Linked DNA regions of Homo sapiens: region 2 is linked to region 1. A link is an interaction called in ENCODE POLR2A ChIA-PET data of the cell type or tissue named here. Cell type or tissue: Panc1. All regions are shown on one strand. Each heading gives the region's core, and the rest is flanking DNA. Links, peaks and the distances in the headings are about the cores only. Region 1 has its middle 23 kb from the start of MCHR1. Region 2 overlaps TNRC6B (trinucleotide repeat containing adaptor 6B).

Region 1 (8,788 bases), core at 3,436-5,935:
CTCATTTTATAAATGGGGAAATTGAGACCCTAGAAAGGGTAAGTGACCTATCAATGGTGCACCTGCAAAGTGGCTGAACCAAAGGTGGTCTATGGCCAAAGCTGCGCCACAGCACAACGCTGCCTTGTGCAAATGACCACACACAGGACAGAATGTAAAAGGCAGAGTCAAGGTTACAAGGTGCTGGGAGAGGCAGAAGAAGTCTTCATATCCCACTGGGGATCCAGGACATTGGAAAAGGATTTTGAAGGGTAGATAGGACTTGGACAAGCAGAGATAGAGAAGAGCAAGTTTTAGACAAGTGGCAATAACTTGAGCAAGTAGGTAAAAGTGGGAAGGTTGGGTGTGTTTATACCAGGTACCATGGCTCATGCTTGTAATCTCAGCATTTTGCGAGGCCGAGGTGGGCAGATCGCTTAAGCCCAAGAGTTTGAGACCAGCCTGGGCAACAAAGCAAGATCCGGTTTCTACGAAAGAAACAAAATAAAATTTAACCAGGTGTGGTGGCATATGGCTGTGGCCCCAGCTACTTGGAAGGCTGAGGCAGGAGGATCACCTGAGCCTGGGAGGTGGATGCTACAGTGAGCTGTGACTGTGACATTGCACTCCAGCCTGGGTGACAGAGTGAGACCTTGTCTCAAAAACAAACAAAAAACAAAAAAACCCACACACATTTTTTTTGGTGAAATTATGGGTGGCCACCTAACATGCATGTCCCCTTCCTCTTGACTACCAGAACCCCCAGGCGATGGACCATGAGTAGTCTAAGCCCTATCAGGACAATCCAGCCTCCAGGGTTCCCTGCCTTCATTGCAACTAAGAGTGATCCACAGGACCTAAGCAGAGAACTACTGTGGGAACTTCTGGAAAAAGGTTTTCTTTTCTCTCTCTCTTTTTTTTTTTTTTTTTGAGAGAGAGTTTCACTCTTGTCACCCAGGCTGGAGTGCAATGGCACGATCTCGACTCACTGCAACCTCCACCTCCCAGGTTCAAGCAATTCTCCTGCCTCAGCCTCCCAAGTAGCTGGAATTACAGACGCCTGCCACCACGCGCAGCTAATTTTTTGTATTTTTAGTAGAGACGGGGTTTCACCGTATTGGCCAGGCTGGTCTTGAACTCCTGATCTCAGGTGATCCGCCCACCTCGGCCTCCCAAAGTGCTGGGATTACAGGCATGAGCCACTGTGCCTGTCTCAGAAAAAGGTTTTCTTTCCTCATAAAAGAAAACAGATAAGGTTGGTACTAGCCGGGCTCTTCCTCCTTTCTCCCTGTCTTGAATGCAGACGCAACGTCTGAAGGTGCACATATTGTCTTGGGACCCTAAGAATACAAACCGAAATACTAAGGTTGATGAGGCAAGAAGGCAAAGAACAGGGGTACTGGCCGGGCGTGGTGGCTCACACCTGTAATCCCAGCACTTTGGGAGGCCGAGGCAGATGGATCACCTGAGGTCAAGAGTTTAAGACCAGCCTGGCCAACATGGGGAAACCCTGTCTCTCCTAAAAAATTCAAAAATTAGCCGGGTGTGGTGGTAGGCGCCTGTAATCCCAGCTACTCGGGAGACTGAGGCAAGGAAAATTGCTTGAACCGGGAGATGGAGGTTGCAGTGAGCCAAGATCACACTACTGCACTCTAGCCTGGGCGACGCAGCAAGACTCTGTCTCAAAAAAAAAAAAAAAAAAAAAAAGAACAGGGTACCCAAGGCATCACTGATTTGTGGAACAAACACCATCTTCTAGACTTCCTGTTGTGCAAGAAAAATAAATCTGTATTTGTTTAAGCAACTTTTCTGTTAATTGCCAGTCAAAGGCAACCCCTAACTTACACAGAAGTGGTAAATATACTACTTTGGCTGGGGTGCAATAAACTTGCCTCTTATTCTTCCTCTAATTATTCCATTAGATAAACTCTTAGCAGTGGAATTAAATCTAATCAAATGGTATAGTGGACATTCAGTTTTGTCTTCCTAGACTCCATAACCCATTCCTGACAATATCCTGAACTTCCAACCTTGTGGTTTAGAAAGTACTGACTTCATCCCAGCTCCAGGGATGGGCCCTCACTGGCTTTAACCAATCACCTCAGCCTCCCAAGTAGCTGGGACTACAAGCATATACCACCACCCCTGTCTAATTTATTTTAAAAGCTATTTGAAGTGTGTTTTCTGTTACTTGAAATGAGGATGCCCTAAGTGTTAAGAAAGTTATAAACATTTTTAGGATCAGGTCGGTGTATTGGTGCTGTGGACTGAATTGTGTCCTCTAAAAATTCCTAGGTTGAAGCTGAAGGAGTGAAGTATGTGCCATCCCAAAATATGCCAAATTGGTATGTTGATTATTTCGTTGAAAACATTGGAGGGGCCAGGCGTGAGTGCCTGTAATCCCAGCGCTTTGGGAGACAAAGGCAGGAGGATCACTTGAGCTCAGGAGTTCGAGGCCAGCCTGGGCAACAAAGTGAAACCCTTTCTCTATATTAACAACAACAAAAAAAGACACCTGTAATCCCAGCACTTTGGGAGGCCAAGGCAGGTGGATCACCTGAGCTCAGGAGTTGGAGACCAGCCTGGCCAACATGGTGAAACCCCGTCTCTACTAAAAAATACAAAAATTAGCTGGGCATGGTGGCATGCACCTGTAATCCCAGCTATTCTGGAGGCTGAGGCAGGAGAACCACTTGAACCCAGCAGGCGGAGGTTGCAGTGAGCCAAGATCATGCCACTGCACTCCAGCCTGGGCAACAGAGTGAGACTGTCTCAAGAAAAAAAAAAAAAGAAAAAAAAAGAAAACTTTGGAGAAAATGTGGTTTCAGAAAGGGTGAGCTGACCTGTCTCTTCCTGCATGCAGCAAGCCATAAGGATTCCTCTGGGAGGGGTACACTCCCCTTATCAGGGGGGTGAAAATATCCCTTATCACCAGAGACTGGAAGTTGGGGGCTGCAGTGCAGTGGACCTGAACAACTATACTTCATGAAGTAACCTTTATTTTCTTTTCCTTTTTTTTTTTTTTTGAGACAGAATCTGTCTCACCCAGGCTGGAGTGCAATGGCACAATCTCGGCTCACTGCAACCTCTGCCTCCCGGGTTTAAGAGATTCTCCTGCCTCAGCCTCCCGCGTAGCTGGGATTACAGGCATGCACCAACAGGCCTGGCTAATTTTTGTACTTTTAGTAGAGATGGGGTTTCACCATTTTGGCCAGGCTGGTCTCAAACTCCTGACCTCAGATGATCCGCCTGCCTCGGCCTGCCAGAGTGCTGGGATTACAGGTATGAGCCACTGCACCTGGCGCCCGAAATGACCTTTCTATTCTGCTGGTTGTATACCCTCCCATACATCTCCCGGTGACTCCCTTAGAAATTTACTGCCCGTAACCAGATCCCTTTTGCCCTGTTATTTCTTCTCAAATGTATTGTTCTTTGTCGAAAAAGTATAAATGCATCTTACTTTGGCCACTTCTTCAGACTTCACTCTTGTGAAGATCCCTGTGTACATGGAAAACTAATAAAGCTTATATGCTTTTATCTTGCTACTCTGCCTTGTGTCAATTTGGTCTCTAGATATAGCTGAGAGCCCACATAAGAGGCACATGAGGTTGGAGGTGATCTCTCACTCTGCTGCAAAACAAAGCCCTAACCCCCAAATGTGTTAGTATCTGGAGATGGAGTCTTTGGGAAGCGATCCGGTTTAGAGGAAGTCTTGAGGGTGTGGCCCTTATAAGAAGAGACATCAGAAAGCTTGCTTCCCCTCTGCCTCTCTCCACCTGCACACTTCTGTGAGGATACAGAAGACTGATGTCTGCAAGCCAGAAAGAGTCTTTTATTTATTTATTTATTTTTGAGATGGAGTCTCACTCTGTCACCCAGGCTGGAGTGCAGTGGCACAATTTCAGCTCACTATACTTTCTGAAGTAACCTTTCTTTTTTTTTTTGAGACAGAATCTCCCTCTTTCGCCCAGGCTGGAGGGCAATGGCGCAATCTCGGCTCACTGCAACCTCCACCTCCCGGGTTCAAGCGATTCTCCTGCCTCGGCCACCTGAGTAGCTAGGATTACAGGTGCCCACAACCAAGCCCAGCTAAATTTTGTATTTTTAGTAGAGATGGGGTTTCACCATGTTGGCCAGGCTGGTCTTGAACTCCTGACCTCAGGTGATCCGCCCACCTCGGCCTCCCAAAGTGCTGGGATTACAGGCATGAACCACCACACCCGGCCAAGTCTGGCCAGGAAGAGAATCCTCAGCAGGAATGCAATTGGCTGGCACTTTGATCTGGGACTTCCCAGCCTCCAGAATCAGGAGAAATAAATGCCTGTTGTTTAAGCCGCCCGGTATTTTATTATATCAGCCTGAGCTGACTAAGATGATTTGTGAGAGCTTTTTTTGTTGTTGTTGTAAATGTTAGAAATTTAACTCTGATTTGAGCAAAAAGGGGGAATGTATTGGCTTATTAAAGGGAAACGTTGAGGACTAGATCTGGCTTTAAGTCATGACTGGATCCAAGGGCTCAAGGCCATCGGGACAGACATTCCCTTTCTCTCTTCCTCACATTTTATTTTATTTTATTTATTTATTTTTTGAGATGGAGTCTCGCTCTGTCATCCAGGCTGGAGTGCAGTGGTGCAATCTCAGCTCACTGCAACCTCTGCCTCCCAGGTTCAAGCAGTTCTCTGCCCCAGCCTCCCGAGTAGCTGGGATTACAGGCCCTCGCCACCACGCCCAGCTAATTTTTTTTTTTTTTTTTTTTGTATTTTTAGTAGAGACAGGGTTTCACCATCTTGGCCAGGCTGGTCTTGAACTCCTGACCTGTGATCCACCCACCTCAGCCTCCCAAAATGCTGGGATTACAGGCGTGAGCCACCGCGCCCACCCTCTTCCTCACGATTTATCTCTCCTCACTGTCTGGCTCAGTTTTCCTCTCTTTTGGCTTCCTTCTCATAGGGGATGTTCTCCCAAGTGGTAGCAAAGATGGTGCCCAGCAGGCATGTAAACTTGCCTTGTTCCTACTGGCAGCAGCTCCAGGAATTAGCATATCTTCTTTCCTGCTACCCGGTACTCCTTGCCACCTTTCTCCCCAGTGTCTGTTTCAAACCCTGAATAAGCCTCTGATTGGTCCTGTATGAGTTACATATCTTCCCACTTCCACCCAATCAAGCATGAAAACCAGAGAAGTGGAACACACTTATTGGCTAGGATCAGTCACATGGGTATCCCCACTGTGTCCTTGTCTGTGTCTCAGCTTGATACATTCTGTGTTCTCAGATCCTCCTGGGGTCTGTTTTGCAACATGTGACAAGAAAGTAATCTGGGCTTGTTGAAGTGGCTCATGCCTGTAATGCCAACACTTTGTGAGGCCAAGGCAGGAGGATCACTTGAGCCCAGGAGTTTGAGACCAGCCTGGACAACATAGGAAGACCCCATCTCTATTAGAAACAAAGAAAGTTTAAAGTAGATTTAGAGGTTGAAAAAAAAATAAGAAGAAAGAAAGTAACCTGGTTGCAATTACGTGGTTGTAACAGCAGCCTGGAGACAAACCAATTCATTGCAAAAGGGAAAAACGAGAGAGTTTGGTTCATGGCAGTTCTGCTGTCTCTCTATCCTAGTCTCTCCAGAAAAAAAGGCCCAAAAGCTAAATGCCGGCAACATTACCAACCCTGGACAAAGCTCTTACTTGCCAGACAAATGGACTTTGGGCACATGCTGCCTGGCACCTCTGCCTTGCATGGTGTCCCCTCGGGTCAGCCCACCCTCCCTGCACTAACCATCTGAGACCAGCTGGCTGGCACAGCAGGCCCACCCAAGCCTGGAGAGTGGCTGCCCCGCCTCAGCCTGGCCGCCAGCCAATAAGAGCTTTGCCAGAGCTTATACATTTCTGGTGGCCTCCCCAACTCTCTTTCCTTCCTTCCTTGGGAAATGGAGTAAAGAGCAAGAAACCAGAAATTAAGAAAAATCTTCTGAAGGAAACGGGGAAGGGAATCTTAAATGCCATCCATCTTTTCGGTAAAGCACTCCTAAATGTGACCAGTCCCCTGCTGTCTCCATCTCCTTGACCACTCAGTCGACCACTCTCTACTTTATTTATTTATTGAGACAGAGTCTCACTCTGTTGCCCAGGCTGGAGTGCAGTGCCACAATCTTGGCTCACCGCAACCTCCACCTCCCTGGTTCAAGCAATTGTCCTGCTTCAGCCTCCCAAGTAGCTGGGACCACAGGCACGTACCACTACACCCAGCTAATTTTCATATATATATATATATATATATATATATATATATTTTTTTTTTTAGTAGAGATATATATGTTTATATATATATATTTTTAGTAGATATATATATCTATATATATAGATATATATATATTTTTTTAGTAGAGAAAGGGTTTCACCAAATTGGCCAGCCTGGTCTCGAACTCCTGGCCTCAAGTGTTCCTCCCGCCTTGGCCTCCCAAAGTGCCGAGATTACAGGCATGAGCCACCTCTTTACTGATGCCTCTCAAATCCTTATCTCCCTTTCTGACCCCCTGGTTCGAATATTTCCATCTGTTCACATGACAATTCTATCATCCCAGACTCAATAAAGTGAAACCATTTTCCATTATCTTTCTACCACTTACCATCCACACTAACTTACTCTCTAAAATTCCCCATTTCTAGGCCGGGAGCAGTGGCTCATACCTGGAATGCCAGCACCTTGGGAGGCTGAGGCAAGCGGATTGCTTTGAGCTCAGGAGTTTGAGACCAGCCTGGCCAACAAGGTGAAACCCTATCTCCACAAAAATACAAAAATTAGCTAGGCATTGGTGACTTGTGCCTGTAGACCCAGCTACTTGGGAGGCTGAGGCTGGAGAACCACTTGAACCTGAGATGTGGAGGTTGCAGTGAGTTGAGATCATACCACTGCACTCCATCCTGGTGACAGAGTGAGACTCATTCTCAAAAGAATAAAATTAAAAACAAAAAAATCCCCCATTTCCATTCAGGATATTCTGTCCCTTGCTCTTCATTCCTAAAAAGAACAAACTATTTTTCTCTACACACTCACTGTAGTTTCTCTACCATACTTTGCTTCTGACACCAAATTTGTAAGAAGTTCTCCCACATCAAACAATGCTCCAATTAGCATCAGGGGATGCTGACCAGGTGTCTTACAATTAAACTCGATTCTGACACGAAGTGCCTGGAGTTAGTGGAGACCCCACAGGTTAAGGGCTCAGTCCCACAAGACTCCTCCCAACCTCGGTTGCCAATTGATAGTGGCTGGGCCCGCGGTTACTCAAAACCTCTATCTGACTTGGCTACAAATCAGAGGTTCCCTCGATCCCCCTCTTCAGGTTCAGTTATTTACTAGAACAGCTCAAAGAACCCAGGAAAAGTTTACTTCCTATTACAGATTTTTTACAAAGGCTATTTTATTTATTTACTTATTTATTTTTGAGACAAGGTCTTGCTCTGTTACCCAGGCTGGAGTGCAGTGGCGTGATCTCGGCTCACTGCAACCTCTGTCTCCCGGGTTCAAGCAAGTCTCCTGCCTCAGCCTCCCAAGTAGCTGGGATTACAGGTGTGACACCACACCTGGCTAATTTTTGTATTTTTAGTACAGATGGGGGTTTCACCACGTCAGCCAGGCTGGTCTCGAATTCCTGACTTCGAGTGATTGGCCCTCCTCAGCCTCCCAAAGTGCTGGGATTATAGGTGTGAGCCATCGTGTCCAGCCTACAAAGGATATTTTAAAGGTACAAATGAACAGCCAGGGGAAGAGATACCCGGGATGAGGTCCAGAAGGGTCCCAAGCACAAGAGCTTCCATCCCCTTGGAGTTTAGGGTACGCCGCCCTCCCCGCACGTGGATGCCTTCTTGTTCATCAACTTAGAACCCTTCAGGTTAGGGTTTCTATGGAGCCTTGATTGATTAAATCATTGACCATTGGCGACCGGCTCAACCCTTTGGGAGGGTGTGGCTGAGAATTCCAACCCTGTAATCATTTGGTTGGCTCCCCCAGCTCCCAGCCTTCATCCTTAGGGACTTCCCTAAATCACCTCATTAACATAAACTCGGGTGTGGGCCAAAGGTGCTTGTGATGAATAACAGAAGATTCTCCTTTCAATCCTTCTGGAGCTATTTCAGGAACTAGGAACGAAAAGCAAATATGATAACACCAGATGCTCCTTTTGGTTTCTATCCCTTAGAAAGTAACAAAGGTATTAGGATCTCTGGCCAGGAGCCTTATATTACATTATTTCACACATTTATTCCTTCCATCTGATTTCTGGTCTCAGAAATACCTAGGTTTATGCCCCAGGATGGCCATAGACTTGCTGTGTGACTTTCAACAAGTCACTTAACCTCTCTGAACTTTTTAAAAAGTCTGTAAAAATGGAAATCTGAATACATTCCTTGTAGGGTTGTTGTGAGAACTGACGTGTATATAAAGTAGCACAGAATAGGTGCCCCCCAAAAAACCTTCATTCTCCTCTTCCCTCTCTTTCTTGGTAGCATCCTAGTCTAAGCCCTCCTCATTACATACCTGGATTACTACAGTAAATCCCCAAAGGGTCTCTGGTTTTCTAGTCTCTTTCACCAATCCAGTCCATCTCAAACACCAAGACTGGAGAAATCTTCTTAAAATATTGTATTCCTCTTTTTTTTTTTTTTTTTTTTTTTGAGATGGAATCTCACTGTATCACGCAGGCTGGAGTGCGGTGTCATGATCTTGGCTCACTGTAACCTCCACCTCCCATGTTTAAGTGACTCCCCTGCCTCAGCCTCCCAAGTAGCTGGGATTACAGGAGCATGCCACCATGC
Region 2 (8,788 bases), core at 4,022-6,521, 370 kb before region 1:
CAGTTCTTCACTGTGACAAATGCTTATCTTGTTCATGGGAGGGGAAAGATCAGATAAATAGGCAAGAAGTACTCTGTTTTAAATAAAGAATAAATAGTGTCCGTTTAAAGCACTTTGTGCCTCAACTTCATTTTTAAACTGTAAATCATTGCTTTGGAAATAAATTCCCAATTATAATTGACCCATATCTAGCCAATATCAACAAGTTGGGATGGTTTTTGTTTTTTTCTTTTTTTTCAAAAAGGGAAATTCCTCTTTACTGCTCACAGTAAGCTGCAAAAGAAAGTTGTCAAGGTGGCTTATGATGCTGTTGTAGCAGAGCTGTGAAAGGAAGTGCTTTGCTTTCTCTCCCGCCTTCCGGAATCTGGCGTTCCTTCCCCTTCGGCTACTGAAAGGTGTGTACAACTCCCAGAGGGGTGGCTGTAAAAGTTGACTGGAGGCAAAGTGGAGTGGCCTTATTGCCAGGACTAGCCCTACAGAAGAGCTTTACAGAGAGGAGGACAGTACATCCTATGTGTGTTCGCCAAAAATGGGAAAGGTGGGTATTTAGGCAAAACAAAATAAAAACCTTTGGAACCCTTTAAGAAGTTACATACCTTTTAAAGGTAGTATAGTTTCTCACCAAGTGATGCATTTTAGCATGACACTTCTTGCCAGAAATTTTGGGATAAGTTGGAATAAATGTGTTTAAAACATCATCCACCGCCCTTTTTAAATTTTGTCTAAGGAATTACTTAAGTATAGTATTTCTGAATGTGCCTTTGTGAGTACAGAGACCGTCCGTTCTAGGAAGAAGCTATCCGTTGGATACAAACAAACAGACGGTCAGCTTTAGTCATTAGGGAAGTCAAAGTTCCTCCTGGAAGTCCCAGGAGCAGCTGTTGAGATTTCATTAGCATCAATATTGCACAGTGTAGAGTTGAGTGGAAGAGATTCTGGGACTTGGGAGAGGAGACAGGGGAAGGTACCCAGGCGACGCAGACCCACGTTAGTCCAAGAGCGCAGGTTTACACATCTGCATTCCCTAGTTTTCTCCGTCTGTATGTTTGTGCTCATGTGGCTTTGGCTGTTTTGTTTTTTGTTTTTCTGTAAGCACTGGAGAATTGGAATATGGTGATACTTGTGACACATTCATGCATGTAAACAAGGCATTTTCCAGCTTCTGCCGTGTGCAGAGCGGGCAGCACGCTTTTACCCTTTGAGTCTGTGTCCTGAGGCGGCCATTACATTCCCACATGGGCGTCACATCACGTTGCTGTTGATGCAAACAGGGTATTACACACAAGGAAAAGGGGTTTTGAAGAGTTAAGATTGAAGTGTTTGAGAAAGAAAAGAGAAAAATCTGAAATCATATTTTATTTCTTCAGAGCTATTATAGTTGAACACAGAAATCTGCAGTGTCTTTATTTGTTTTTATGTTTTAAACAATTTCACCTCTTCTCCCCACTCCTATCTTCTAAAGAAATATCAAGCAAATGCTAAGGGCCATTTCCATGATTCCTCAGAGCTCCCCCAAAGAGGAGAACAGTCCCTCCCACTCGATTCCTTCAGCTTCATTCAGGAAGACACAGGGAGGAGAGATGCTGCTTCTGCGCTTTGCTCTCATTCCTCTCTCATGGCCTTGAAATGTATTATTATGCAAATGTGAATTTTGATACTGAATTTAAGAAGAGGTTGTTGGATTTTTTTTTTTTTTTTTTTTTTTTTCAAAAAAAAAAGTCCCACATGTGGTCATCGTCGCTTCTTTATGTTGTAAGGTGAATTGTAACTATGCATTCTGCAAAGGGGGTGGGGAGGAGAGGGCAGAAAGGGGAAGGGAGTAGCGTTGCATCCTTGTTCTTCAGTTTCTGTGTCCATGGTGTCCCCGTGTCCTGGAGGGGAAGGGGAGTGAGAGACGAATGTGGTAAGGTCAGCACAGTGAGATAGAGACCTCTGAGTCCTCTTGCCACTGTTGCTGGCAGGTCTGATGGCCAGGTAAATTCCAGGGGGCCTGCAGTTCCTGTCAACCAATGTGGTTCAGGATTCTTGATCCTAGCCGTGCAGTGTTAATCCAGTGCAGCAATGGAACTCCACAGGCTCCAGTGTTCTCTGGAAAAAGTACTCATCCTTTCCTGAATTCAGAGCCCTTCAAGCTCAGGAAACCACGCTTCACTCGTGCTGACCTGAAAGTTAATCTTTAGGTCGATTTTGAAAAACTCCGCCTCCTCTCTCCTTTTTAATATTTCTTTCTTCCTTTTTAATCATGTTTAAGTGAACTTACTCTTAGTTATAAGGAACTGTCCTGCTTTGTGGGGAAGAGGGCTGTTGCTTGTCAGGCAAAAAAGTTTTCTCTTCCTACCCACCATCCCTCTCTCTGCTTCCCTTGCATTTGGCAGGCTGTATGAAGCCAATGAGCTGCGAGGTGTTTTGACAGGGGAGGTCTGCATGCAGCCTCTTCTTTGTCCTAACAATTCCTTTGTTGATCTTGCCTGTGATGAATCATAGCGCCTGCATTGCTCTGGTCTAGGCATTATTTGCAACACACAGTATCGTAAGCGAGAGATTGTTCTGCCTATATTCAGTGTTTTCCATGCAGCAATTCTTCTTGTTGACGTTCACAGTACTGTAACGAGTAACAGACTTGATCACAGTCTCCTCGTGCCTGTGCAGGGCTGCACAGGCATGATCTTATCAGGGTTCCAATCTGTTAGATTGCCTTTAAACAAAAAAAACAACAAAAAAATAAAATCCTGACGTTTCAACTGTCTCACACAAAATAATACCTCGAGGTACATTTCCCCCTGCAATGTAAACCCTTAACTCCTCTCTCCTTTCTGACATCAGTGGATTATCCTTTTTAAAATATGAACATGTAAATAGCAGGATAACTTTAAAAAACATTTTCTTTGCTGTGAAAGTAACCCTAAAATATGTTTTCTTCTTTTGTATTTTTTTGGTTTTTGTTTTTAAGCCATCAGAAGTTTCAGATCTTTACTCTTTCATGTTTAAGAAGAAAGAGCAGAGGAGGTCGGGGGAGCCGGTTTGCATTTGTGTTGGAGGGGTGTTATCTCCATTGCCTCCCACACAGTGACAGCAGACCAGTATGTAAACCCTGTCTTGGCTGGGCGCGGTGGCTCACACCAGTAATCCCAGCACTTTGGGAGGCTGAGGCAGGCAGATCATCTGAGGTCAGGAGTTTAAGACCAGCCTGGCCAACATGGTGAAACCCCGTCTCTACTAAAAAATTAGCCGGACGCAGTGGCGCGCGCCTGTGGTCCCAGCTGCTCGGGAGGCTAAGGCAGGAGAATTGCTTGAACCCGGGAGACGGAGGTTGCGGTGAGCCGAGATTGCACCACTGCACTCCAGTGTGGGCAACAGAGCAAGACTTCGACTCAAAAACATAAAATAAACAAAAGACACACACACACACAAAAACCCTGTCTTAAATAGCTGCCATCTCTTCCAGCAATCTAGTGCCAGGGTAAGAAGTGTCTGAATTTCTCTCTTCCAGCAGATCCATCCCCTGCAGGGACTCCAGAATGTTCTCCACACAATACCTGGAGCTCTCAACCTTTCTTGGTTCAGACACACACATACACACCCCTTGAGTAACTCAGTATCATTTTGTAGTTCACAGAAGGATGTAGTCCCTGGCATTTTGGTTTGCACTGTAGAATCCATAGCCTTGTCACTTTGTTATGCTCTGGAAATGTACTGATTTCTTACTTGGGAGGAAACTTGTGTAAGGAGATGTGCAAACCACCCTGAAAGCCATGTGCATCCTCACCTCTTCCATTACCCCCTCCATGAGCTCGAAGCGACATTAAGTAGAGGGAAATGCTTTTAACAAATGCTGCTCATGTGGATCTGTCAGCTATTGCTTGCCTAGATTTGGGCACCCATGAAGCAGGGTTGGAATGGATCATTTTGAATTGCTTCTTTGCAGACACCCCCTTCGCCCCCATCTTTAAGATAAACCCTTTACTAGTCAAGAAGCCCTTTTCAGTTGGATCTCACTGATCTTGTATAGTGACGACTTCCTTTGAAGGAAGAAGCTTGATTATAAGTGCATGCATATTATCCACCCACCTTCTGATTTGGGCACTGTTCACCTTGGAATTTTATTTATTTTGTTTATCTGGAGGCCCTTTTTCTATCAGTCTCTGATCCCTCATGGGTTCTGCCTGCCCTTGTATCTCTTGTACAATGCTCCCAAAGGGCTTTGCTGATCTCTGCACTTCTTTCCTGGGACACTCCCCCCACCACCACCCTTTGCACACACCAGTGACCAAAGTGTATGCAGTGATCTCACAGAAGACATCAAAAATGGTGCATGCACCGTGAATGTGCTCACAGAGACACGTGCACAAGATTCTGCACCCTTGGCCTTAATCTCAGTATGACTTAAGGTGCAGGAACATTTTTAACAGGTTTTAAAAAAACAAAAAACCCTTCTGGGAGGAAAAAAATAAAAAGCAGATACAACAGCTCAACTGTTCCCACTCCTAACTCTCCACTATGTGCTTATAACTTCACATTCTATGCCCTCCCCGCCACCCACCTCATCCCTGTTCTGCGTAACCAAAAAACAGACAACAAAAGCAACCTGAGGAGAGGTTTCTGGACTATTTTATCTGTCTCCATTTAGATGGAGATATAAATGCTGCTTTGGGTTCCATAATCCTAGGGGGCTATGTTTACATAGTAAAATACATCCTACCAAATCAGGAAACAGTGAATAATGGGAGTCACTTCACAGAGACGCAGGAGGACCTGGGGGGCGTAGCAGAGGAGGATAGGTAGAGAAGTACCATTTTAATTATTTGTGACTTGTGGCTTCCTTCCTCCTCTCCTCCTCCCTCCACGTCTCTCTTTGCCCCCTTTAGACAGAAGGTGCAGAAAAGGGCATCAAAAAGAGGCTGGATTTTTTAAAAGGCAGCTTTCCAACTTTGCACACAAACAGGTAACAGGAAGGTACAGCAAAAATCCTCTCATCTGAAACACTGTCAGCAGAAACAAAACCTGTAAAAATGACTAATCAGCTGCACATATTGATGCTCTCTGCAAGTTACCTTTAAGTGTTTTTTTTTTCTTATACTTGAAGTTGCTTTTACGATATTATTTTGGTGGCTTTCTTTTCTCTCTTTGATGGGCAATAGAGGAAGTAGATAATGGGATTTAAGGACGCCTGGGGGAGAAAAGGGAGGATGTGGCATTGTCTTTTTTTTTTTTTTTTTTTTTTTTTTTAGCATAGAGGTTTAATCAAACTCCCATATGTTGAAATTGCTCCTCATATTACTGGTTTTACATGGACACAGAAACTAGGCACTTTAGAGGTGCACTTGCATGGCAGGCTGGGCCCCCTTTTCTATATTTTATTTTCCTTTTTAGTATAGTGGTACTTAAAATCACTGGTTCACTTAAAAAAACAAACAATAAAATGTTAAACTCTACTAATGTACAAATAAGCTGAAAAGTTGCATTTTATGTGTATTTTTTGCCATAGCAGGTACTGTATTTCTCATGCTGGATTTCAAAAAAAAAAAAAAAAGTATCAAAAACAAAAAAAACTAAAGGGTGGTGTTTTATTGGATTGTGACAGGTTGAGTAATAAGGAATTAAGTCGTCGTCATTTCATTAAAACTGAGAGATGATGTAATGCATATATAAGAGTTTTCTGAAGGGTTTTTTTTGGGCTTTTAAACAGCTTATTTTTGTTTTTGTTTAGTTTTTTTATTTTATTTTATTTTGGAAAGATATGATTGTATTATGTGCAACTCAGTTGCTTACATTATAACTACAAAATATTTTTGGGTTCCTGGAAAAAAAAGAAAAAAGACTAATAAATGTGTTTGGCTGCTAAGCATTTACTATTGTGGTTTCCTGTTTTATTCTGCCAGTTTAATTTGCTCATTTGTTGAATGTTTATATATTTTTTCTTATTCTTCTCTCCCTGCTCCACATGTAAAAGCTGTCAGAAATTCAACATTTGAATTTGGGCCGCAACTCTGTCTACCTTGTCTTGTCATGTTTTTGTTAGGGTTGTTGGGTTGGCTGGTTGGTTTGTGCTGCTCACCGCCTGCCCCAATGCTGAACATGGTCTGCCACAGTGCAGGGTTCAAATTCTCTAAGAGAAATTAATGTTCTCCTTCTACCTTTGGCTGTTGTCTTGTTTAATCATAATTTGCACTTGGAATGAGAACACGAGAAGAGAGAAGAGGCCTGCCTAGAGTTCTGCTGCCACAGTGCAGGGTTCAAATTCTCTAAGAGAAATTAATGTTCTCCTTCTACCTTTGGCTGTTGCCTTGTTTAATCATAATTTGCACTTGGAATGAGAACACGAGAAGAGAGAAGAGGCCTGCCTAGAGTTCTGCTGCATCCCACTGCTGCAGTGCCCAGGGATGATAACCAGCGAGTTAGCTTTGTCCAGAAAATGCCATGCTGAGTGCCCGTCTGCCCTGCTTCGGGTGCCGCAACACTGCTGAGGAGCATGATAACCGCAACCATTAGGCTAGATTTTCCCCATCTCCGATGTATTTATGGTTAGCTGCTAAAATAGAGACTTGTGAGATATGTAATTGTGAAACACCTCTAGAATGGTAAAGAGGAAGAATGGACAGGAACTAATACTTACTCATTTCCAGATGCTTTTGTATCTGATTTTATTCTCAGAATGCTGTGAGAAAGATCATTAGGAAGCTGAGGCTCAGAATTTCTTATTTTTATTTTTATTTTTATTTATTTTTGTTTTTGTTTTTTTGAGACGGAGTCTCACTCTGTCGCCCAGGCTGGAGTGCAGTGGCGTGATCTCAGCTTACCACAACCTCTGCCTCTGGGTTCAAGCGATTCTCCTGCCTCAGCCTCCTGAGTAGCTGGGACTACAGACACGCGCCACCACACCCGGCTAATTTTTGTATTTTTAGTAGAGACAGGGTTTCACCATGTTGGCCAAGCTGGTTTCGAACTCCTGATCTCAGGTGATCCGCTCACCTCAGCCTCCCAAAGTGCTGGGATTACAGGCATGAGCCACTGTGCCCATCCGGCTCAGAATAATTTAAGTAGCCAATAGAAGTTTGCATTGATTGAGTGCTTACTATAAGCTGAGCACTATTCTAAGCATGTGATGTATATGCATTCTGTTAACTGAAACTCATTGTCACGGGTGAAACCAAAATAGGAGACCAGATTGGATTCAAAAGTTATACCAAGGCCGGGCGCAGTGGCTCATGCCTGTAATCCTAGTATTTTGGGAGGCCAAGGTGGGCAGATCACTGGAGGTCCGGAGTTCGAGACCAGACAGGCCAACATGGTGAAAACCCATCTCCACTAAAAATACAAAAATTAGCCGAGTGTGGTGGTGCGTGCCTGTAATCCCAGATACTTGGGAGCCTGAGACAGGAGAATCACTTGAACCCGGGAGGCAGAGATTGCAGTTAGGTGAGATCGCACCATTGCACTTCAGCCTGGGCAACAAAGCGAGACTCCGTCTAAAAAAATAAAGTGACACCCAATTGCGTCTGCTGAAAAATCCCTGGATTTCTGAGAAAAAGATCTTAAGGCCTGTTGTACAAAGTGGTAGAGCCATCCCGTCTGTCACCACAAAAGAAGTAAACCTTGAAAAACGGGTAAGAAGAGACGCACCAGATGTTCAAAAACACGGAGGGCCTGCCTGTCACAGGTAGGTGCTCTTATTGAGGAATACAGATCACTGCAGAGACTGTAAAGACCTTTGTTACCAAAGGCTTTGTTTTAAATTTGAATTATTTTAAAAATGTGTAAATGGCTAAGGAGTAATATATTGTAGAATTAAAGGTGATTGTTTAGACCTTAACGTCTGACCCAGTTTTCCTCACCAGAGATGTGTCCTTCCATCACCTTGGGTGAGTTTAGTGTCCACATGGAAAATCCACCTATAACCTGGGCTTCTCAACCCTTCCTCCAGCCCACCCCAGTCACACATACCCATGCTCACCCAAAACTGCTCCCCACCAGAGTCACTAATTTTAGCATCCTGGACCATGACCTCCTCTCCTTCCAACTGGATCCCACTCCTCTGGCTATGTTGACTTCATCAACCATACCCGCCTAATCCGGTTTAGATTCTGTAGCCTGTAATTTCAGTAACACGCTTGCTAATACCCATACTTTACCTGCCGCTCTGTTTTCTTGACACCTGTCTGACCACATTCCCACTTTGGAAAAACTCTGTCCCCCAGCACCCAAAAGCAGCCCAGCATTGCTGGAAAAAAAAGTCACTACAGGGCATATGAGGACTCCTGTAAATCCACTGTAACGTACCCCCTAGTGAGACCTTGACACTGTCCAGCAGGCTACCTGTGTTCCTCTAATCAGCTCACTCTACCACTTCTTTCCCAATTATGTGGTTTTTTTAGAGGCAAGGTCTGTGTTGCCCACGCTAGAGTGTAGTGGTGTGATCATAGCTCACTGTAACCTCGACCTTCTGGGTTCAAGTGATCCTCCTGCCTCAACCCCTGGAGTAGCTAGGATTACAGGTGTGTGCCACCACACCTGACTAATTTTTTGTAGAGATGAGGTCTCACTGTGTTGCCCAGGCTGGCCTTATCCTCCTGCCTAAGCCTCCCAAAGTGCTGGGATTACAAAAGTGAGCCACCATGTGCAGCTACCCTTCCCAATTTAAGACCTTTTCTGATTTCAAATCTTAACCCCCTTTCTCTCTCAACTGAAGACTTTGCCTACTAGTACACAGATAAAATTAGAGATATCAGAAAAATGCCCTCAAATTCCTGCTTCCACACTATGAGAAAGATCTGTCTCCCTTCTTTTTCTG

What was found. Peaks named below come from ENCODE experiments on the same cell type or tissue, not always from the same donor. Only the 100,000 strongest peaks of a DNase experiment are listed, where the experiment ranks them.
Region 2: POLR2A ChIA-PET joins it to region 1 with 14 read pairs; 2 of 35 experiments call an interaction of 5 or more read pairs at or near these places.

Annotation. Positions count from the first base shown.
Region 1 is chr22:40,698,152-40,706,939 of GRCh38, forward strand. No RefSeq gene overlaps it. Among named protein-coding and RNA genes, the nearest start is that of MCHR1, 23 kb to the left of the region's middle. In Panc1, for the core only: no CTCF peak of the experiment used is centred there; no DNase peak of the experiment used is centred there; H3K27ac peaks cover 306 bases.
Region 2 is chr22:40,329,964-40,338,751 of GRCh38, forward strand. It overlaps TNRC6B (trinucleotide repeat containing adaptor 6B), which reads left to right. Exons shown (of 23, transcript NM_001162501.2): 23 at 1-5,845. Among named protein-coding and RNA genes, the nearest start is that of ADSL, 12 kb to the right of the region's middle. In Panc1, for the core only: no CTCF peak of the experiment used is centred there; no DNase peak of the experiment used is centred there.